3 separate regions of the Homo sapiens genome follow, and all the other regions are linked to region 2. A link is a loop called in an ENCODE intact Hi-C map of the cell type or tissue named here. Cell type or tissue: mammary epithelial cell. All regions are shown on one strand.

Region 1 (8,000 bases), 280 kb after region 2:
TGACTGCTGACCTTGTGGGCCAGGCAATTCTTTGTTGTGGAGGACTGTCCTGTGTATTATGCGATGTTTAACAGCATCCCCGGCTGCTACTTCTTGCCCATGACATTCTTTTTTTTTTTTTCTTTTTTTTGAGATGCAGTCTTGCTCTGTCGCCCAGGCTGGAATGCAGTGGCACGATTTCGGCTCACTGCAGCCTCCACCTCCCACGTTCAAGCAATTCTCCTGCCTCGGCCTCCCGAGTAGCCGGGACTACAGGCGTGCGCCATCACACCCGGGTAATTTTTGTATTTTTAGTAGAGTCGGGGGTTTCACCACGTTGGCCAGGCTGGTCTTGAACTCCTGGCCTCAAATGATCCACCCGCCTCAGCCTCCCAAAGTGCTGCGATTACAGGCGTGAGCCACCGCGCCCAGCTTGCCCATGACATTCAAAAATGCCACTAGACATTGCCCACTGTCCCTTGAGAGGCAAAATCGCCCCTGGTTGAGAGCCACTCTATAGAACTTCCATTATATCAGTATAGGATCTTGCCAGGCAGCTCAGTTCCGTGTCTTGGCTCTGTATTCTGTAAATGTCAGCCCTTGACTTCCAGAATTCTTCATTTACTTGCCAACCTTATGTTTGTTAATGTTGCAGAGACGCCTGGAGACGCTCAGGGCAGTCCCCCAGAGCTAAAGCGGCCCAGACTCGATGAAAACAAAGGAGGCACGGAAAGTCTGGACCCTTGATGGGACCTCGGCTTCTGCTCGAAGCCTACCAGGCTCCCGGTGTGTGCAGGGAGACGGTAAAGCTGGAGGTGCCTGAGACCAGGGCTTCCATGGAGCGGGACACACTGTAAATGGATTTCTATAACAGAAGTGACATGTGTACTGATTTTTCTCCAGAAATATGGATGCTGTTGTATTCAGTATCCATTTTTAACTTGGGACATGAACGTTTTAACGTAGTAAATCCTCTTTTTGATGAGTTTCTGAAACTGGAGCGGTTCAACGTTATCCAGTGTGAAAATCAGTGAGTCCTCCCTGGCATCCTCGTGAAAGTGCACACACTTCATGGAGGGACTCCTTTTCAATAAGAATTAGGAAGATGAGAAAGTAATTTGAGATTTTACTCTGTCGAATTTTAGAGTATTTGAAGTGATTGTTAGATTTCACTTCTAAGGAGTTGATTGATTAAACTTTGGAAGGTAGTTGTGTTTGTTTTCTGATTTTAAAGGTGACGATGCTTATTCTTTTAGTAACTAAGTGAAGTGAAAAAGATGGGTATCACCCATCATCTTCCCACCAGAAGTAACCCTCGTTAATGTTGTAGTATATTTCCTTAGCATTTTTGTGGATCTATTTATTCTAAAAAGAGAATTGAGATTTTATTTCATATGCAATTTGGTATCTAAATAGGTTAGTTTTTTAGATTGGTTTTTCAAAGCAAAAAAAGTATCTTTTTTGTTTTTTGAGACAGGGTCTTGCTCTGTTGCCCAGGCTGGAGTGCAGTGGCGCTATCTCAGCTCACTGCAGCCTCGACCTCCTGGGCTCGAGCGATCCTTCCACCTCAGCTTCCCGAGTAGCTGGGACTACAGGCATGTGCCACCATGCCATGCTAATTTCACACACACATGCACCCACACACACACATATATATGATACATATATATATATATACACACACACACAAGTATGTGTGTATATATATATTTTTTTTCTTTTTTTTTTGAGATGGAGTCTCACTCTGTCGCCCAGGCTGGAGTACAGTGGCACAATCTCGGCTCACTATAACCTCCGCCTCCTGGGTTCAAACGATTCTCCTGCCTCTGCCTCTTGAGTAGCTAGGATTACAGGTGTGTGCCACCACATCCGGCTAATTTTTATATTTTTAGTAGAGATGGGGTTTTGCCATGTTGGCCAAGCTGGTCTCTAACTCCTGACCTCAGATGATCTGCCTGCCTCGGCCTCCCAAAGTGTTGGGATTACAGGTGTGAGCTACTGCACCTGGCCTAATTATTATATTTTTAGGGGAGACGGGGTTTTTCCATGTTGCCCAGGCTGGTCTCGAACTCCTGGGGCTCAAGTAATCCTCCCTCCCCAGCCTCCCAAAGTGTTGGGATTACAGGCGTGAGACACCATGCCTGGTCAAATGGTATCTGTTTTGACGGGTGGTTCTCAACTGTAGCTGCATACTGAAATCACCTAAGAGCTGACATACCAGTGCCTGGGTTCCCGCTTCGGAGGATTTGGCCTAATCGGTCTGGGGTATGTTCTGAATATTAGGATTTCTTAAAGCTCCTGGAGTAATTCTGATGCGCAGCCAAGATTGAGAAATCTAAGGGAAAAAACTTTCCCTGGATACGGTCTGTTCTGGTTAAATGCATTTCCACTGAAAGCATTTTTTTTTTTTTCCGAGACAGAGTCTCGCTCTGTCACCCAGGCTGGAGTGCAGTGGCGCAATCTCCACTCACTGCAACCTCACCTCCTAGGTTCAAGGGATTCTCCTGCCTCAGCCTCTCCAGTAGCTGGGATTACAGGCACCCGCCACCACGCCCGGCTAATTTTTGTATTTTTAGTAGAGATGGTGTTTCACCATGTTGGTCAGGCTGGTCTCCAACGCCTGACCTCGTGATCTGCCCACCTCAGCCTCCCAAAGTGCTGGGATTACAGGCGTGAGCCACCGCGCCCAGCCGAAAGCATTTTCTTGATTATCTCTGCCCCGTCACTGATTGACATCCTCCTTTGCTGGGGCCGCGGACTGAAGGACAGTATGCAGGAGGTGCCATCAGCTCTTCTGAAAAGAGACAGCTTTCAGTGTCATGTGGCTGGCGTGAGGTGCGGTTTGCAGTTGTTGATCCTGTGCAGACAGATGAATGACCATGGGTCCCCTGTCCTTATTGAGCAGCCTGCTTCCTGGCCATACCTGGGGAGGAACAGTATTAGGTTTTTCTGGGTGTGGTGGCTCACACCTGTAATCCCAGCACTTTGGGAGGCCAAGGTGGGTGGATCACTTGAGGTTGGGAGTTTGAGACCAGCCTGGCCAACATGGTGGAACCCCATCTCTACTAAAAATACAAAAACTAGCCAGGCGCGGTGGCACACACTTGTAATCCCAGCTACTCGGGAGGCTGAGGCACAAGAATCGCTTGAACCCGGGAGGCGGAGTTTGTAGTGAGCTGAGATGGTGCCACTGTACTCCAGCCTGGGCGACAGAGCGAGACTCTGTCTCAAAAAAAAAAAAAAAGAGAAAAAGAAGAACAGTATTAGGTTTTACAAATCTGTTTCTTGTGCATTGATTGTGGGAGTTGGGGTGGGGGACCCCTGATGGCCTGCCTGTTCTCAGCCATCATCCTTAAATATAAATCAAAATTGGCAATAAAAGACCAAGTGAAGTCACTTCAGTGTCATAGTCTAAAACTGCCTGCAACCATCTGGGCAGTGTATTGGGAAAGCTTTTGCAAAGGGAGCCCAGCCTGAAGGTTGGGCAGGCTTCCACCTTACAGTGGCTGCTGGGTTGAAGATCCTTCTCATGGTTCTGGATCTGTACTTGGAGGGGTCGTTGTTTCTGTTTTGAGCAGTATTTCCAGATGTCTCTAGCAACTCTACTGTTGAATATTAGTTCCTGCTGCTGGGGGTGCCTAGAAGAAAATCAGTCTCAGGCTTGGGGAGACTGCTTGGGAGAACTTGACCTGACTTCCCTGGAATCTGGGATTGTGAGGATAGGTCGGCGTTTGAAGGAAGAAAGTTGGAGGCTCAGCGTGGGCAGCAGAGGGTGAAGCCTTCATTTTATGCAGTGGCCCGTACGGTGGACAGGGGTATGCGGTGCCTCCTCGGGTTATCGTGGATAACGGGCCCAGCCATCCTCAGCAAGTGCCCACAGGGCCAGGGCCCTCTAGCAGAGAGGGGCAGGAGGATGTGCCACGGGGCAGGGGAGAAAGTCTCCTGGGGTCCTCGTTTACTCCAGTTTCCTCCCTTATATCCACTTCCGTCGTCTTTGCTGAAAGCACATCTGTGTAACGATGCCCTTGGCCCTCCTTACCTAAATAGTTGTCAGCGTTCACTTAAACAACATAGGTTCCAAGTCCTTGGCTCTGGAAACATCAAATGGGGAGAGGGAGGAGGTGGAGGATGAGCTGCTCCAGCCCCTTCTTCCCTGGTCTGGGGTCTCCCAGGACTTCTGCAGCCTCCCTGGTTATTAAGCTACAGTTCAACCTTGGGTGTGTGTGTAGGACAGACAGACTTGGACAAATTACTTCATGGGTCTGTGCCTGTTTCTTCATCAGAAAAAGTCTCTACAGCTAGAAAACCTTGGACTTTGTTTGCTTTGGTAGGGGAGAGGGGTAAGAGAAAATGTAGGGGGGGGTCACCCACAGAGAAACGAGAGACTGAGTTAATGCAGCTGGAAGCTGAGCCAGATTGTACTTCCCTTGCCTGGCATATTGAAGTAACACACTTGTTTTCATGCACAAATTCTCAGTGGCCACTGGGGGTCACTGTCCCCACTGAATCCACTCAGCAGTCCTGCTTCCTTAGGCCTGAAGGTCCCATGTCTCCGCCCCACCTCCTCTAAGTGATCCGCGCCCCTGTCCGGTCTTGGGAACAGAGTGGCCTTAGATACCGGCTTCCGCCCCGATGGCCAGACCCAGAGTGGAACACTGTTGAGCAGACAGGGGTGGGAGAGGATGATGAAAGCAGTATGTGCATGGCCATGCCTTTGTTCATTCATTCATTCATTCATTCATTCATTCATTCAAGAAATGTCTATCAAATATCCTCTGGGTACCAGAGGACACCTCAGGAACAAACCAGACAAAAGCCACCACCCTCTTGGGGCCTACATCCTGGCTTGGGGAGACCAACATAAGTAAATACAGGGAAAACAGAGTGGTGAGGCGCCCTGGGAGAGCTGGGTTGGAGACTGGGTTGTAGCCTGGAGTGAGAAGGGCCGAGCCGAGAAGGTCGAGAGGCAACGCAAGAGAGAACGGAAAGTGATCGGATGGGGCGTTCTAGATTTTTCTAGGAGCAGGATATCCTTGTCATCTAGGGTACCCGGTGTGTTCTCTGGGCAGGCTGGGTGTTTTGGGGTCCCCCACTGCTTCCCCACTTGGCATGAATCCCCATTTTGTCTGGAGTTGCCCTGTTCGTCACCCGGCCTCCCTGTCACCCTCCCCTTGGGAGTCGACCCCACGCCTGCCTGTGCGCAGCCTCTGGGGATGCAGTTGGGTGGTCCTCCGTCTCTGGCCTGGCCCTTTTGTCCCAGATCGAAGGCAGAACCACGTGTCATCTAGCTGTTACCTTCCATGTCCTGCTTTTAGCAAATTCTGTGGTGGTTTTAAGCACTCAGTTGTGAGAGGTGGTGGTTGTGGAGGGCACTTTCTTCTGCTGGCCCCTGTACCTTATGTCCTGCCTTAGCGTAGACAAGGTCAGCATGGAGGGGAAAATATTTCCACTGATGTGGGTCCCCTGCAGAGAGGGCTGTTTTTCCCTCAAGTTTCAGTTCTGAGTGATGGCGTGAAGCAACAGGTGTTGCCCCTTTCAAAGAGTCTGTAACAAATTTGTAGCAATGATTATACAGAGGGGGTAATAGACTGGCCCTTTTTTCTTCTTTTGAGATAGGGGTTCATTGTTGCCCAGGCTGGAGTGCAGTGGTACCATCTTGGCTTACTGCAGCCTCCAGGGTCAAACAATCCTCCTGCCTCAGTCTCCCGAGTATCTGGGACTATAGGCATGCACCACCATGCTCATTTTTAAATTTTTTCTTTTGTAGATCTCATTCCTGGGGTCTCACTATGTTACCCAGGCTGGTTTTGAACTCCTGGCTTCAAGCGATCCTCCCACCTTAGCCTCCCAAGTGCTGGTATTTTTTTTTTTTTTTTTTTTTTTTTGAGATGGAGTCCCGCTCTGTTGCCCAGGCTGGAGTGCAGTGGCGTGATCTCGGCTCACTGCAACCTCCGCCCTCCGAGTTCAGGTGGTTCTCCTGCCTCAGCCTCCCAAGTACCTGGCGCCTGCCACCGTGCCTGGCTAATTTTTGTATTTTTAGTAGAGACGGGGTTTCACCATGTTGGTCAGGCTGGTCTCGAACTCCTTACCTTGTGATCCACCCGCCTTGGCCTCCCAAAGTGCTGGGATTACAGGCGTGAACCACCGTACCCGGCCAGCCTCTGTTTTCTTAATACCCAGAACAACCTGATGTCTCCTTCCGTCATCAAATATTATCTATAAAAGCCATTTCAAGTGTCATCACAGATTCTTTCTTTGAAATCACTCTGGTCTCTGTTCCTGGTCAGAGCCCTTGGTGAGTCTGTATAGTCTGGGATGAAGTGAGGGCTGGTGTCAGCCCCTCCTGCTCCAGGTCTTCTCTTCCCTCGAGTTCCTCCTTGTCTCCTCCGGCCCTCTGAGTCTGTGGAGCTGGCTGTGCTCAAAAGCAAAACAAAAGAACATCACCTCAAGCCTGGGCTTTGTCCAGATCCGGAGTCAGCCTCTGCAAGTGAGCCGGACACATGCAATTTCCAAAGCTCAGGAGACTCCAGGCCCTCAGCGTAGGGAACCCCCGATGGGGGAGATTGGGAAGTCTGGAAAATTTGAAGGGGAATGGAATACTTGGAGCTCAGCCATTTCATGACAAGCATCCATATTCCACGACCCAAGAGGCTGAGTGTTGGGGAAAAGTCACCCCCCATGCCGGTGTCATTCTGCTTTCACGTGACAGTTACAGGAAGGAGTAAATGCCCTGTGACTGCCGCCACCCCCAAAGCAAGGAACTCGGGTTCCTAACAGGCCGGGCACTTGCGGAAGCCACTAGGGGGCGGTATTGCTAATCCTTCTCTCCTACTTGCCCCAAAGAGTCCTGTCCCTGTCTCCTTCCCGGGCCCAGGTCTCTTGTCCCTGCTCTCTGTGGGGCTCTGCTGTTGGAAACTGCTGTGAATTCCCTGGCGGCCCCTTATCAGATAGGCAGCTGTTCCCGTGACTGTCCCATCCAGAGTCCGACCATGCCTCCAGGACTGACATGTCTGCTGGTTGTCGTTGACACCAGAGGCATTTGAGTTGTTTGTCCTTTTGATTTCCACAGAATCCTCGATATTCAAGGCCGCCTTAGACGTGGCCTGTCTCCTAATCCTTGATGTCACTGGGCCACTGCCCCGCCACATTGCCTGGCTGGCCAGGTGGCCTGCCCACCCCCTAGCAGCAGCTCTCTCCCCACGGCCCCTGCACCAGAGGTGCGTTTTGATCGCCTCCTTTCCACCCTGTTGGTGAGGGAGGGATTCCCACACTGGGGTTTCGGGATGGTCAAACACAGCATCCAACACGGGACACCTGAGGTGCACAGCTGTTTGCTAGTCGCATCACTCACAGCTTGGGAGGGGGAGTACTCCGTCCAGGCAGGGCCACACGGGGCAGCACTCGAGGGCAGAGTGAACCGCAGGGGTGGTGGGCAGCCGGCTTTGCAGTAACAAGAGGACGGGGTCCCCCTGGTTCCCACAGGAGGATGTGATGGGCTCATGTGACTAATTCCTGGGGTGGTTGGGAAGTGAAGCCTGCTGCTCAGGGATAAACAGGAGATGCGCCTGGGGCCATGATAAGGCCCGGCTGGAGAGTGGGGAGGGGAGCTTGCAGTTAAGCCATTCAAGGCCCTTCCAGTTTTAGAGGCCAGGCAGCACCTAATATTAGCGTTAGACCTTAAACCAGGCGGGTGGGTGGAAGGCTGGCAAGGGAGTTGTCCTTGTTGGTGGCAGGGGACCTTAGGCCAGCGAGCCAAGTGACTGTCAGCTTCTCCCCCAAGTTGGGGCTGCCGGAGTGTGTGGGATGGTGAGAAAGGGGGTGTGGGAGGTGAGAGTGGAAAACCATGGACTTTGGAGCTAGAAGAGGGGCTTAGTTCTGTCTTAAGCAATAAATTGCCGTGGGTCTTTGCACATTTCACTTCACCGACCTTGGCCTCCATTTTCCTCTCTGTAAAATGGGGATGCAGCATATGCCTGACGGTGTTTGAAAGGATTACCTGAGACAGGTAGCTTCCTCTTTTT
Region 2 (8,000 bases):
GGGTGGGTGGTGGGAAGAAATTTTGCTCTTGTTGTGCAGGCTGTAGTGCAATGGTGTGATCTTGGCTCACTGCAACCTCCACCTCCCGGGGTCAAGCAATTCTCCTGCCTCAGCCTCCCGAGTAGCTGAGATTACAGGCACCCACTACCACACCCGGCTAATTTTTTATATTTTTAGTAGAGACGTGGTTTCACCATGTTGGCCAGGCTAGTCCTGAACTCCTGACCTTCAGGTGATCCACCCACCTTGGCCTCCCAAAGTGTTAGAATTACAGGCGTGAGCCACTATGCCCAGCCTTAGCTTTAAGTTCCAAAGATAAGTGTGACATATCACAATGCTTTTGGGATCCATGTCATGAACTCAATCCTAGAATGATAGAATGCTGTGAGTCCCCAAAGGCCGCTTGCCTCTGGTCAATCTCATGAGTCCTCCAGCCCTCCAAGGTGATGGGCCCACATCTAGCTCATCTCTGGACCTTGGTATCTGTTTTAGCATTACAACTTTTCCTATATTCCTTTCTTCTTATACCATACTTTCTCAAGTTGATTCAGAAAACCCAAAAGAAATTTTCTTTTCTTTTTTTTTCTTTTCTTTTTTTTTTTTTTTTTTTGAGACAGAGTCTCGCTCTGTCATCCAGGCTAGAGTACAGTGGCACAATTTCGGCTCACTGTAGTCTCCGCCTCCCAGGTTCAAGCGATTCTCCTGTCTCAGCCTCTGGAGTAGCTGGGATTACAGGTGTGCACCACCACGCCCAGCTCATTTTGTATTTTTAGTACAGATGGGATTTCACTATGTTGGCCAGGCTGGTCTCAAACTCCTGACCTCAAGTGATCCACCCACCTCTGCCTCCCAAAATGCTGGGATTACAGGTGTGAGCCACCATGCCCGAACGAGAAATTTTCTTTATTAGGAAATGTCTTGCCTATACCTGCAGGTATTCAATAAATGTTACTATTATACTTTTCCTACAAACATTGGAGTGCCTGCCATATTCCAGGCATTATGCTGGGATCTGGGTGTGCAATGGTGAGCATTATAGACAGGGACCATCTCATTGGTGGAGCTGAAACTCTAGTGGGGGAGATATCCATTAGCAAAGAATCTGAAGTGTGAAATGACAGCTGTGCTGGGGTACAGGGAAGCTTGCTTCCTTGAGGATTTTATTCCCCAAGAAGTTAACTGTGGATTCTTAGAACTGTGGTTTTTATTAAAAATGTGCTTGCTTTTTCTTTTTTTTTTTTTTTTTTTGACAGAGTTTCGCTCTGTTGCCCAGGCTGGAGTGCAGTGACAGGATCTCAGCTCACTGCAACCTCCACCTTCTGGGTTCAAGGGATTCTCCTGCCTTAGCCTCCTGAGTAGCTGGGACTACAGGCGTGTGCCGCTACGCCCGGCTAATTTTTATATTTTTAGTAGAGACAGGGCTTTGCCATGTTGGCCAGGCTGGTCTCGAACTCCTGACCTCAAGTGATTCATCTGCCTCAGCCTCCCAAAGTGCTGGGATTACAGGTGTGAGCTACTGCACCTGGCCAGAAGTGTGCTTTTCTTAATTTAACATTTCGAATATGGATTATTGGCCGGGTGTGGTGGCTCATGCCTGTAATCTCAGCACTTTGGGAGGTTGAGGCAGGAGGATCACTTGAGCCCACGAGTTTAAGACCAGGCTGAAAAATATGGCAAGACCCTCATCACTTTAAACAAACAAACAAAATTATCTCTGGATGCAAAACCTTTTTTTTTTTTTTTTTTTTTTCTGAGACAGAGTCTCCCTCCGTCGCCCAGACTGGAGTGCAGTGGCATGAGCTCAGCTCGCTGCAACCTCCGCCTCTCAGGTACGAGAGATTCTCCGCCCCAGCCTCTCAAGTAGCTGGGTTTACAGGCGAGCACCACCACGCCCAGCTAATTTTTTTGTATTTCTAGTAGAGACAGGGTTTCACCATGTTGGCCAGCTTGATCTCGAATTCCTGACCTCAGGTGATCCACCCGCCTTGGCCTCCCAAAATGCTAGGATTACAGGCTTGAGCCACCGCACTCAGACGCAAAAAGTTCTTAACCTAAGAAGGTGAATGGTGAGAGTTGCACTTGTACTCTGTCAGTTTCTGAGTGGGATGAGATCATAGAAAGCCTGCAGGGAGAACTGCAGGTGCTTTGAAGGGGATGGAGTTTCTAAATGCAAATCTGAGCCAATATAAACGCACATTTTAAAAACTCTCCTTTTTACACAGAAGGTAACATTTCATACAATGTTTGCCACTTTGCTTTTTTTACTCCTTATGTCTGGGGCTCTCTCCAGGTTTGGTCAGAAAGCTTTTATCTTTTTTGTGGCTATATAGGGACGCAGCCATTATAGGGATGTCTTTTACCCAGTGTTGGGAAGTTTTCTCCCGATAAATTTTTGAATGGGAACTTGAGAGCTGCAAGGTATTAAGACACCTTTAAAACTCCATCCCCTTCCAGAGCACCTGCAGTTCTCCCTGCAGGCTTTCTCTGATCCCATCCCACTAAAAAACTGAGCAAGTACAAGAGTACAAGTGCAATTCTCACCATTCACCTTTTTAGGTTAAGAAGTTTTTGTGGCCGGGCACAGTGGCTCACACCTGTAATCCTAGCACTTTGGGAGGCCAAGGCAGGCAGACCACGAGGTCAGGAGATCGAGACCATCCTGGCTAACACGGTGAAACCCCATCTCTACTAAAAATACAAAAAAATTAGCCAGGCATGGTGGTGGGCACCTGTAGTCCCAGCTAGTCGGGAGGCTGAGGCAGGAGAATGGCATGAACCCGGGAGGCGGAACTTGCAGTGAGCCCAGATCGCGCCACTGCACTCCAGCCTGGGCGACAGAGCCACACTCCATCTCAAAAAAAAAAAAAAAAAAAGAAAGAAAGAAAGAAAAGAAAATATCATAAGAATGGACTTAATCCTGAGCAACATATGGAGACCCCAGCTCTACACAAAAAATGAAAATTAAAAATTAGCTGGGCATAGTGGCATGTTCCAGCTTCTCGAGAGACTGAGGTGGGAGGATCGCTTGGGCCCAGGAGGTTGAGGCTGCAGTGAGCTATGATTGTGCCACTGTACTCTAGCCTGGGCGACAGAGCAAGTCCTTGTCTCAAAAAAAAAAAAAAATGCATTTAACGCATCTGACCTACCAAACACCATAGGTCAGCCTCGTCTAGCTTCAAGGTGCTTTGAACGCTTACATTAGCCTATAGTCTGGCAAAGTCATCTAACACAAAGCCTATTTTATCATAAAATGTTGAGTATCTTATGTAATTTATTGAATCTGTACTGAAAGTGAAATGCAGAATGGTTGTATGGGGCCTCCAAGTACAGATTCTGCAGAATGCATATCGCTTCCTCATCCATCAGTGAAGTCAGTAAGTCCTAAGTGGAACCATCAGAGGGCAGGGACCATCTATCTGTATTTGACTTGCTTATTTGTTCAAGGTTCTGAGTCAATAGGACAAGCAACTACTAAGCCACTAGAGGGCGCAACTTGCCTACTCTTTCTAGAGTAAGGCAGCAGGTGTTTCGGGACCGGTGGGGCCACCTGGACCTCAGTGGAGGGTGGTGTGGGTGCAGCCCTTCCCAGGGCTGATGACGCATCTGGCTGACGAGGCTGACTGTCAGCCTCTGGCCTCTCTCCCAGAGGTGTGCCCTCAGATCAAAGAGGACACCTCCTCCCCTTAAGAGGATTTATTTCCTCGAAGGCACAGCTTCTATGATCTGTGTTTTTCTTTCTTCCTTTCCCATTCACATTTAATTCCTTGTAGCCGCCAAGTTTCTGAGAACAAAGCTGTTTAGAAAGCAATGAAGAACACAACATCACTGATGTAGTATTCCTGGCCAAAATATTGATGTGACTCTCCTCATGAGAACAGACCAATTCACTTTGAGAGAAATACTACAAAATAATGGTCTACAGTCTTCAAAAAAGTCATTGCCAACTACCTTACATTAAAATATATGAAAGAGATGTGACAATTAAATGCAATCCATGGGCCAGGTGCGGTGACTCACGCCTGTAATCCCAGCACTTTGGGAGACCAAGGCGGGCGGATCATGAGGTCAGGAGATTGAGACTATCCTCGCTAACACGGTGAAACCCCGTCTCTACTAAAAATACAAGAAATTAGCCAGGCATGGTGGCAGGCGCCTGTAGTCCCAGCTACTTGGGAGACTGAGGCAGGAGAATGGCATGAACCCGGGAGGTGGAGCTTGCAGTGAGCCGAGATCACGCCACTGCACTCCAGCCTAGGTGACAGAGCGAGACTCCATCTCAAAAAAAAAAAAAAAAACGCAATCCATGATCCTACTTTGGACCCTGGATTAAAGCAAACAAAAACTGTAAAAGAACATTACTGGGACAATTTGGACACATTTGAATATGGGCTGTATTTTAGATAATAGTGTTGTATAATGATAAATGCCTGGCATGTGGTCATAACTGTAGTAATGTAGGGGAATGCCCTTGCTACCATATATAATACTAAAGTGTTTAAGATGAAGGTTTATGATATCAGCAACTTGGAGAGAAAAAGGGACAGAGAGGGAAAAAGCAAACACAGCAAAATGTTAACAATTAGTGAACTTAGGTGATGGGCATAGGGTATTTATCGAACTATTCTTGTAACTTCTCTGTAACAGGAAAGAAATACATACATACACTTCATCTTTGAAAGTGAGAGAGAGAAGGAAGGAAAGAAATACTGAATAGTACTAGGTACCTGGGGGGATGAGTGAGGTGCTAGTTTCCAAGGACAGAGTGAGGGTATCTCTTGTGGGATTGGGGTCCACAAGAATGTGCAGCTCCCTTGCAATGGGAACTTGTGGGGAATGCCATTCAGAAAATGAAATAAAATCTACAGATCCGGCCAGGTGCGGTGGCTCATGCGTGCAACCCCAGCACTTTGGGAGGCCGAGGAAGGCAGAGCACCTGAGGTCAGGAGTTTGAGACCAGCCTGGCCAACATGGTGAAACCCCATCTCTCCTAAAAATACAAAAATTAGCTGGGCATGGTGGCGCACACCTGTAATCCCAGCTACTTGGGAGGCTGAGGCAGGAGAATCACTTAAACCCGAGATAGAGGTTGCAGTGAGCTGAGATCGCGCCACTGCACTCCAGCCTGGACAACAGAGCAAGACTCATCTCAAAGAAAAAAAAAAAGACCCTATTGGACACAGAGAATATGCATTCAGAATAATACATAATAAAAGAACTCACTAAAATTAGTGGGGTTTGATGCTGATGAAATGTGTAAATTAACACATTTACTGGTTTTTGGATTTCCACCAGTACTTCAAATTGTAAAATTTTTGGCCTACATATTTGTTTCTATGGGCACAATTGTCTCTTTAGTAGCTGTGAATCATGATCAACATGAATATTAATTCATAATTTAATGAATATTAATATTATCAAATAGGGACTAAAAAGTAATGAAATCAGGCCGGATGCAGTGGCTCACGCCTATAATCCTAGCACTTTGGGAGGCCAAGGCAGGCAGATCTCCTGAGCTCAGGAGTTTGCGACCAGCCCGGCCAACATGGAGAAACCCCGTTTCTACGAAAAATACAAAAATTATTTGAGTGCAGTGGTGTGTGCCTGTGGGCCCAGTTATTTGTGGGGCTGAGACAGGAGGATCACTTGAGTCTGGGAAGTGGAGGCTACAGTGAGCCGAGATCATGCCACTGCACTCCAGCTTGGCTGGCAGAGTGAGATTCTGTCTCAAAAAAAAAAAAAAAAAAAAAGTGATGAGATAAAAACCAGGATGGAAAAACAGCCCATTCCACACGTGAAGTGTCCATAATGAAGGACAGACAGAGTCATCCCCAGGGATTCCTTACTGCTGGTTGTGGCACTAAGGAATTGGGGTGGCTGCCCACTGTCCTAGGACATTGGGTGTGCCTAGGAAATTGAGAGCTTTAGTCCTTAGGGTGAGAGCACTGTCCCTCAGAAAGCAGGTTTATAAGTACTTGGAGTGTGTATGCTGGGGAGGAGCAGTTTTATAAAACTGCCAGCGGGCTGGGCACACGGTGGCTCACACCTGTAATCCTAGCACTTTGGGAGGCCAAAGCGGGCGGATCTCTTGAGGTCAGGAGTTCAAGCCCAGTATGGCCAACATGGTGAAACCTCATCTCTACTAAAAAAATACAAAAATTAGCTGGGCATGGTGGCACACACCTTCATCCCAGCTACTTGGGAGGCTGAAGCAGTAGAATCACTTGATCCTGGGAGGCGGAGGTTGCAGTGAGCCGAGATTGTGCCACTGCACTGCAGCCTAGGCAACAAAACAAGACTGTCTCACAAAACAAAATAAAAAATTTTTAGGCCGGGTGTAGTGGCTCACGCCTGTAATTCCAGCACTTTGGGAGGCTGAAGCAGTAGAATCACTTGATCCTGGGAGGCGGAGGTTGCAGTGAGCCGAGATTGTGCCACTGCACTGCAGCCTAGGCAACAAAACAAGACTCTGTCTCACAAAACAAAATAAAAAAATTTTAGGCCAGGTGTAGTGGCTCACGCCTGTAATTCCAGCACTTTGGGAGGCTGAAGCAGTAGAATCACTTGATCCTGGGAGGCGGAGGTTGCAGTGAGCCGAGATTGTGCCACTGCACTGCAGCCTAGGCAACAAAACAAGACTCTGTCTCACAAAACAAAATAAAAAAATTTTAGGCCAGGTGTAGTGGCTCACGCCTGTAATTCCAGCACTTTGGGAGGCCGAGGTGGGCAGATCACTTCAGGTCAGGAGTTCAATACCAGCCTGGCCAACATGGCAAAACCCCATCTCTACTAAAATTACAAAAATTAGCTGGGCGTGGTGGTGGGCACCTGTAGTCCCAGCTACTTGGGAGGCTGAGGCAGGAGAATTGCTTGAACCCGGAAGTCGGAGGTTGCAGTGAGCCAAGATTGTGCCACTGCACTCCAGCCTGCGTGATAGAGCAAGACTGCGTCTTAAAAAATAAATAAATAAATTTAAGTAAAAGTAAAAATAAAACTGCCTGGGGAATCTACAAATTTACTACCTCACCCATCTCTCAGCGAATCCCTGAGAAAGGGAGCCCCCCCTGTCACTGATGGAGGTGTGTTCTTCCCCTTGGGAGAATAGGGCCAAAAAAATTAAATCCCATGGGTGCATAGATTTTATGCCTTCTATAGTCACATTTTTAATCTTTTTTTAAATTTGATTATTACTTTTTGAGAAAGGGTCTCATTCGTGTCACCCAGGCTGGAGTGTAGTGGAGTGTAGTGGTGTGATCATGGCTCACTGCAATCTCTACTTCCTGGATTCAGGTGATCCTCTTACCTCAGCTTCCTGAGTAGCTGAGACCACAGGCACACGCCACCACACCCAGCTAATTTTTCTATTGTTAGTAGAGACAGAGTTTTGCCACGTTGCCCAGGCTGGTCTTGAACTCCTGGGTTCAAGTGATCCACTCCTCTCAGCCTCCCAAAGTGCTGGGATTACAGATATAAGCCACAGCATCCAGCCACTTTTTTGTTTTTAATCAGCAATTAAACCTACACAATGGCCAGGTGCGGTGGCTCACACCTGTAATCTCAGCATTTTGGGAAGCTGAGGCAGGAAGATCACTTGATGTCAGGAGTTCAAGACCAGCCTGGCCAACATGGTGAGACCCTGTCTCTACTAAAAATACAAAAATTAGCCAGAATATGGTGGCTCACGCCTGTAATTCCAGCTACTCAGGAGGCTGAGGCAGGAGAATTGCTTGAACCTGGGAGGTGGAGTTTGCAGTGGGCCGAGATGGCACCAGTGCACTCTAGCCTGGGCAACAGGGCGAGACTCTGTCTCAAAAAAAAAAAAAAAAAAAAACCTGCACCAAGACTCAATCATATGTTTGGTATATTATTCAACCAGTGGTTGTACCTCTGTGATATGCTTTCATATATTTATCATTCTGTTTCAGGGAGAGTGGTGAATATCAGTAGTTTGCAGTGTTTAAGGGCTTTTGAAAACTGCAGTGAAGATCTGCAGGAAAGGTTCC
Region 3 (8,000 bases), 780 kb after region 2:
CATTGGCTATCTAACCCCCAGGAATATGAGTTCCTCCAGGGCTGAACTTGCCACAGGGCTTTCTAGATCCCCAATGCCTGGGACACAGTAGGCACTCAATAAATGTCTGTTAAGCGGTCTTCCTTTTATAATGTAAAGTGATAGCTCAGGCTCAGACGCTGAAAGGCCCAGGATTTACTGCATTTTTTTGTTACCTGCCAACTAGCGAAGACCACAAAAGGCTTGAGTAGAACAGTAAAAGCAGGGAGTGAATAAGTCATTTCTAATAAGGCTGGTTTTATAGGCATCACACCTCCACCAAGCCAAACAGGCTCACTGTAGAAGCGGAATCTATTCTGCAAGTGCAGAGACCAAAGAGAAAGCCAGGGTTGGCTCTAACGGCGAGGGCGGCTCTATGGGGCAGCTCAGCCACTGCCTCCACAATGAGAGACGCGAACTTCCACTCACTGGTCTCGTGGGTGCGGGACCGACACCCACAGGAGTCTCTGGGGCCTTCATTAAGCCTGCCCAAGGAAAACGCCCGCCATTTGTCTCAGCCCAACACAAACAGGCTTCTGACAGAGCAGGCAGCGTGGGGGTGGAGGGCATGGAAAACGCTGGGGCTGAGCCCTGGGGGCCCATAGGCAGCCCTGCCTGGTGCACCCAGAGGTGCCCATCCTAGCCGACATGCACACCAACGTGACCATTCACACGTTCCCTTCCTTCTGATGCTGACATGTCCCCCCGCCCCACCATCCTCAGCTATTTGCCTGTTACCTGCCAGCCCCACCTGGGCTTCTTGTGGGGGCAGGGGACTCTGGCATGGGATCCTGCCCTCAGCTCTGCCACCATCAGCTGTGAGGCCGCAAGAGGCACTCCCTGGGCTGACCGCAGCTTCTTCATTTTTCTAACGAGAAAACGAGAACATCTCTCTCTGGTAAAACGGAGCTTCAAGATTCAATGTTTAGCCTCCACTGTTTAATTCTCAGTTGAAATTTTAACATCATGTTATGTTAAAATATATGTTACCTGGAAAGAGAGAAGCGGCCCCATATCAAGAGGCCAAGAGCTTTCTGCTCCAGGACCTTATCTTAGCAAAGGTTCACTGGTCCAACTGGCTGTCACCATGACACTTGGGAACATTCAGAGAATCCCAGGGAATAACACCTGGCCAGGCCTGGCAGGAGAGAGGGGAGCGGCGTCCAACACTGCCCTACGTGTGCAAGGAGAGGGCGGGTCTAACCCCACACACTCAAGGCCACGGTCTAAGAAGCTCCGGCTCAGAAGGTGCATTCGTTCATAGGAGAAAAGCAGAGTTTCTACTGAAAAGTGTTTTTAATAACACACAAAACAATTCCAACTTTTCCCTGAAACTCCATCTGGCCAGTTTCCTCCGGCATGCCCACAGCTGATTCTTCTAGAAACTGTTTAACATGATTGTTAAGAATAACCTAACAACCTGTTAGGTTATTTATCCTGCTTTCCCAGAATACAGAGCTGGACTGTGCGGGCAGCCGCTCGGGCAGAGAGGGCTGTGCACTGCCGGCCTGTCCCTGGGGTCTCTGGGGGCTCTCGGTGCACAGGAGCCAAGGAAGCAGCTCCCAATCCATTAGGGGGAAAAACCAAAACACTTTGCAAGTGTCCAAATAAAATGTGCTTACTAAATGTCTACTATAAGCAAAATACTGGGAAAGGGATACAAAGATTAACAACATATGGTCCTTGCTTTCAAATCAGCTTGCATGACAGTTTAATGGGGAAAACAGATATTTATACAAATAATACAACAATAGCACTTATACAAACCACCTAAAAAAAATCTTATGGAAGTGACTAGATCTAAGGTTCCAAGTCACGATACTTGGGTTAGGAAATTGCAAGAAAAAATTCAAATCCTATACCCGTGACATGATCATCAGTGGAATTTTCCTAGATCAGAGGGGTAGAATCCCTTTGTTGAGTATAAAAGATCAACTATCTGTCCTCATAGCATCCGGCTGTAAGATTTTTTTATGTTCTGTAATTTAAGACTTTTCTTTTAAGAGATAGGGTCTTGCTTGCTCAACATGTTCCTCAGGCTGGAGTGCAGTGGCGCGATCACAAACTCAACTCCCGGGCTCAAGAGAACCTCTCATCTCAGCCTCCCAAGTAGCTGGGATTATAGGTGCACACCATCATGCCTAGCTAATTTTTTTTTTTTTTTTTTTTTTTTTTTATCTTTTGTAGAGGTGGAGTCTCGCTGTGTTGCCCAACCTGGTCTTCAACACCTGGACTCAAGCGATCCTCCCACCTCAGCCTCCCGAAGTGCTGAGATTACGGGCATGAGCCGCTGCACCTGACCAATTTAAAACTTAAAATCTTACTACTCTAAGAACTTTATACACATGTGCTTTATAAATGCTGGTTCATATGAAGATGGAATATCCCCCTCAACCCTGTAGGGTGATACACAGCCATACGGAACCATCACAAACTAGTAGGCTACTGCTTTTACTTCAAATAAAACAAATACTCCCCGGGCCAAGTAGAAACTAGAGCCGTTCTCCTGGAAGCAAAGATGTCAAAGCCTCTCACTCTTAGAAACAACCCACAATAGGGTCTGGGCTTTGTGGTTTACTTAAAGGAAGTAACATTTGCATCTTCAAAACAAAAACAAAAGGCCCTCTTTATCAGGAAAATGTGGCAAAAGGTTCACCAGTGGTAAATCTGGGTGAAGGCTCCACAGGGCTTATAGGGTTGGTGTATGACTCTTTTACCTTTTCTTCAGTTCCAATTTTTTTTAACAAAAAATTGGGGGAGAAATAAAGGATTTTCCCCAGAAGCTTGAAAGGCCCTGCCAGCTCCTACATGATCTGTAGATTTTTGTTCTGCTGTTAATCGTGGAATCATCAAAGAAACAGCCTTCATAAAGAATCAAAAAGCAAAACAGCAATGAAGAACACCTTTTAGCTTTTGATCTGAACAAGCCTTCATGCTGCCTTTGCCGGGGAAGGGCTGCTGAACCATTCTGAGGCAAGAACACCTCCCTGAAAAACCACAGATTTCCATCCTCATGGAGCCATCCCTCCACAGACCCAGATCTTGTACAGCCCAAATGCAGGGCGCACTTTCCCCGAGTACAAACCCCAGTGCGTTTCATGAAGCTGTTCAGTATATGCAGAATCAGTGCATTAATAACAGCTTATTGGCACCGAATGAAAAACACACAAGTCTTAATCTTAGGTCTTGAATTTTGTCCAGTTCCTACGTCATACCTGGCTGTAAGGGCTACAGCCGTAAGCATGCTTGGTGACTGGAGGCTGTGTAGTGAGACCTGAGTTTTGAAACCAGGATTGGTAGCTTAACAAAATTTACTGGTTGTAGAAAAAGTAAACTTGCCTCCGGGGAGGTGAGCTCAGCCTCACCATTCTGACAGCAGCCTCTGGTGGCCAGTTTAGTAAAAAGTGTTGGCTCTCATGCTGAAAGCTCGGACCTTCCCTTCTTAATGAAGGTCGCTGCAAGCAGACAGGCCATTCTAGGTAACAGCTGGAGGTGACTGGGGAAGCTGCAGAAATCCAAACGAAGGTGTGACTTTGGACCACGTAAATCACCAAGTCATTGGATGATCTGTCTCTTGCATTAAAAAAAAAAAAAAATGAAGTACTCTCTTTCAAAAGTAGAAAAATAAATAAAGAGAACTGTTTTAAAAGGGCTCAAGTCACAAGGCAGATAATACATACTCAGTTTGAAAGTAATCTCATTCCTTACTTGCATAGAAAGCCTTTAAATATTCAAGGAGCACAGATTCCTGAACAAAATAAAGCCCAGCCTGTCTGCTTTCTTACATAGCACCCCATGGTACACTAACTCCTATGTACTGAGTGCCGGAAATTCTTCCTGCAAAGTAAGGAATTGCTCCATATGGCAGAAACTTCTAGAAAATGCTGCAACCATTCATTCAGAGAACAAAATTAAATATTCAGGATTGTAGGTGAGGCCTGATTTCTAGTGCCACAGATTCACACCATTTCACTGGATATAAATAGAGGAATGATCAGAGGCTGACAGTTGGCTTCAAAGGCAGAGAGGGTAAGAAGGAGACGCCATCAGCTTCAAGCCAACTTCTTCGTAAGGTGCACTCTGTCCTCAGCTGTCAGAGAACAATCTGGAAACAATCTGCTGAGCAGCTGCTCTCATCAACAAACTGTTTATTGTAAGAAAGTGGCTGGGTCAAAGGCTAAACATCAACCCGAGCTGAAAGCATACAGAACAAAAATCAATACCGTCCCTGCTAAAGAGACCCAGGACTTAGCATGCAGAAAAGAGAGGGTGAGGAACTCATGTTTAGTTCTGAAAGAGTAAGAGTTGGAACAAAACCCCCATATTTCAACATTCAGGGTTCTTCTGCATATTATTCCAATTGGCGACTTGCTGCTATTTGCAGAATGGCCTTGTAATGGGGGCTAAAATGTGGCATTCAACAAGGACACAGAAATCAACTTTGCCCTAAAAGTTACAGGGGTTAACATCAGTTGTTTCTCTCTCACATTTGTTTTGCAACAGGACCAACGTGCTCATCATACACATGTGCTTATTATACACAATGCACAGATACTACAGTCCATCTTTAAATATGTCTAATTGGAAACTGGAAGGCTGACTGGACATGAGATTATATGAAGAGATTGTTTCATTTTAGGTATGACGGTGGAATTGTGATTATGTTTTTAAACAGAGCTCGCATCTTTCAGAGACACATACTAAAATATTTGCAGATGAGAAAACTGAAACAGTATCTGGGAATTCCTTCCAAATAATACTGGCAGAGAAGTGGGTAGAAAGAAGTGAAATAAGATTGGCCATAAATGGATAACTGTGAAAGAGAGTGATGAGTACAGAAGAATTCACTCATTATTTATATTTACTTTTGCATATTTGAAATTTTCTATGAAATGTTTGCTTTTACTTGTGTGTAAAGTTCAACAGTTACTTTGAAAGAAAAAAAGTTTTCTTAAATATAAGAGAAGTATTAACCTACCGAGGCAAATTAATTAAGTCATATGCCATGGTATTGCTAGGTATCCAATTTAACGTTTTTGAGCAATGTCCGAGATATGGTTGTTATGTCCTGAGTTGAACGATGGAGAAGTAGAAAGAGATGCTCAAAGTGTTCCCACTGCATACGTGCTCCAGCAAGCCAGAATGTGACACAGAAACAGATAAGACGGTTTCCCATGGTTTAATTGCAGTATGGGGCAAGAGGACATACGTGAGATGCTAGGAAAACCCAACTGTCATAAATAATGGGGACCAAATTGTTAAAAGACAAGTTAGCACACAAATTTTGAAAACACAATTTCTTTGTAAATCTGAGGCTGCTATATAGTGTATTGATAATTCTTAAATTAACAGTAAAATTAGAGAATTAGCCTGAAATAAATAAAAATAAAGCAGATAGCAAAACATTATTTCATTGTGCTGAAATTAACTGTGAAGATGTATCTATGATTTTAACTTGTTCCAATATAAAGATGAAAATGGTAATAATCACAAATTCTTAGAAAAGAATGCATTCAAAGGAACTGCTTAAAAAGTTAAAAAAAATTTTTTTTAGTCTACTTGCTTTGCCAAGACCAGCATAAATACTGCAGAGAGTCCTGCAAAGGATGAGAAAGGTCATCTTGTCTACCCTCCCTCCCAACAGAACAGAGAAGGGTTTGGTCATGAGAATTTGGTGACGCACCAGGCACGGTAGCTCATACCTGTGAGGCCAAGTACTTTGGGAAGCTGAGGCGGAAGAATTGTCTGAGCCCAGAAATTTGAGACCAGTTTGGGCAAAAAGTAAGACTCCATCTCTACAAAACACAAAAGTAAAATAGCCAGGTATGGCGATATGTGCCTGTAGTCCCCGCTGCTTGGGAGGCTGAGGTGGGAGATTACCTGAGCTCAGGAGTTCAAGGCTGCAGTGAGCCATGATCATGCCACTGCACTCCAACCTGAGTGACAGAACGAGACCCTGTCTCAAGAAAAAAGAAAAAAAAAAAAAGACACCCACCCTAGTGGGAAGGTGGGGCAGAGATGGGAATGGTTAATGGATGCAAAAAATAAAAATAAATAAAAAGAACGAATAAGACCTAGTATTTGATAGCACAACAGGGTGACTACAGTTAATAATAATTTAACTGTACATGCTCAAATAACTAAAATAATATAATTTGTTTGTAATATAAAGGATAAATGCTTGAGAAGATAGGTACCCCATTTTATATGATGTGATTATTATGCACAGCACGCCTGTATCAAAGCATCTCATGCATCCCATAAATGTATACACCTACTATGTACCTATTAAATTAAAATTAAAAAAAATTTTTAAAGCCGTCTACCAAGAAAAACTCATTTGGCCAATCTGAGACACTACACCTAACCCCAACATCACAGAAGGAAAAAATACACAGAGCAAAACCTTCAAAATTATAGACCTTTGACCTTTAAAGCATTTTATTAACTAAAAAGCTACAGAAAAACTTAAATCCTGAAATGCATCAAGGTTGCCTATGAAAAGTAATCTAGACAATCCTAGGCAGAGTCTGGCTATCCCCCCACCCCCAAATTAACCATCATTTTTTAATTTATGAAACTACTGTTTGATGTTTCTTTTAAAAGGTGTATTTTCTTATTTACGGAAATTAAAAACAGGAAGAGGGATCAGTGGTGCCATCATTCAATCACTCTTCAGTGAACTACTCTACGTAGGATTCATTTTTGTTCAGAGAAGAGAGCAACTTACCAAATGTTTACCTAGGGCATACAAAAGCAAACTCAGTAAGTTTTCTGAGAAGAATATTCACTTTCAGCCGGGCACAGTGGCTCACGCCTGTAATCCCAGCACTTTGGGGAGCCGAGGCAGGCGGATCACAAGGTCAGGAGTCCAAGACCAGCCTGACCAACATGGTGAAACCCCGTCTCTACTAAAAATACAAAAACTAGCTGGGCGTGGTGGTGTGTGCCTATAATTCCAGCTACTCAGGAGGCTGAGGCAGGAGAATCGCTTGAACCCGGGAGGTGGAGGTTGCAGTGAGCCGAGATCGTGCCACTGCACTCCAGCCTGGGTAAGAGTGAGACTCTGTCTCAAAGAAAAAGAAAAAAGAATATTCACTTTCAACTTTAATTTTAATTTTCTAAACTTTTCCTTAATGCATGTAGGAGGCAGGTTGAATTAAACTAAAAGTTTTTATAGACCAGTGGCTCAGGAAAGCCTCATGGTGGGTGAAACTGACAATGGTCCTATGATACGCATGTTCAGGACCCAGCGATCTAGCTGACTGCTGATGGGCAACGCTGTTCTCCTTTCGCTCACACCTAGAATCTGAATCTCAGCCTCGGAGGCGCAGCAGCACAGTGCCAAAGCAGCCCTCCTCTTCACCCAGAGCCCCTGTCCCCTGCACTCAGACACACATGCCAGAGACCCACCAGAGACACAAACACCTACACAACAAAATTGTGCTGTGAACCTCGTGTCAAGGGAAAGTGCATTTCCCTTTTACCAGAAATCTCCAGACCCGCTACTCTAAGTCTTCTCTCACTCTCTGGGAGAAATGACCACTCCACAAAGGCACGTTCTATCTCAGCAATCTTAAGTTTTTCTGTAGTTCTGGTTAAAACAGACATATGCACTTAAATAAATAAATATATAAATGTATATGCATATATATTATCATAATATGTATTCATATGGTTGAAATTTTAAAAACTCAAATACCCTTAAAAGTATCGATTAAAAGACTCTGTTTTTTTAAATTAAAGCCACGTTCCTCAATTCACGAAATAAAATTTGAGTTATAGAATTTTTTTGTAAAGGACAGTAGCTCCAATGATCAATGAGAATTGAAATCATAGTCTTTAACTCCAATATCTCCTTTTTAGAAAAAAATATTTATTTTAATTGACAAGTAAAAAGTATGTACATTTCTGGTATACCACATGATGCTTTGATATATGTGTATGTTACGGAACAGAAACTCCAATATTCCTTCCACTGA

The links. Peaks named below come from ENCODE experiments on the same cell type or tissue, not always from the same donor. Only the 100,000 strongest peaks of a DNase experiment are listed, where the experiment ranks them.
Region 1: it touches region 2 in a loop (9-fold over the local background); 2 of 110 quality-filtered maps call a loop at or near these places.
Region 3: it touches region 2 in a loop (27-fold over the local background); 7 of 110 quality-filtered maps call a loop at or near these places.

What each region holds. Positions count from the first base shown.
Region 1 is chr21:36,415,641-36,423,640 of GRCh38, forward strand. It overlaps CHAF1B (chromatin assembly factor 1 subunit B), which reads left to right. Exons shown (of 14, transcript NM_005441.3): 14 at 635-3,375. The coding sequence ends at 726. Among named protein-coding and RNA genes, the nearest start is that of CLDN14-AS1, 11 kb to the right of the region's middle. In mammary epithelial cell, CTCF peaks have their summits at 4,464 (motif pointing right) and 6,779 (motif pointing right); a DNase peak (open chromatin) is centred at 4,491.
Region 2 is chr21:36,138,154-36,146,153 of GRCh38, forward strand. It overlaps CBR3 (carbonyl reductase 3), which reads left to right. Exons shown (of 3, transcript NM_001236.4): 3 at 7,923-8,000. The region is part of intron 2 of CBR3-AS1 (CBR3 antisense RNA 1); the gene reads right to left. Among named protein-coding and RNA genes, the nearest start is that of CBR3, 7.1 kb to the left of the region's middle. In mammary epithelial cell, a CTCF peak has its summit at 3,487 (motif pointing right); a DNase peak (open chromatin) is centred at 3,548; H3K27ac peaks cover 516 bases.
Region 3 is chr21:36,914,352-36,922,351 of GRCh38, forward strand. The region is part of intron 5 of HLCS (holocarboxylase synthetase); the gene reads right to left. Among named protein-coding and RNA genes, the nearest start is that of HLCS-AS1, 48 kb to the right of the region's middle. RefSeq lists a silencer at 3,238-3,532. In mammary epithelial cell, a CTCF peak has its summit at 3,391 (motif pointing left); no DNase peak of the experiment used is centred here.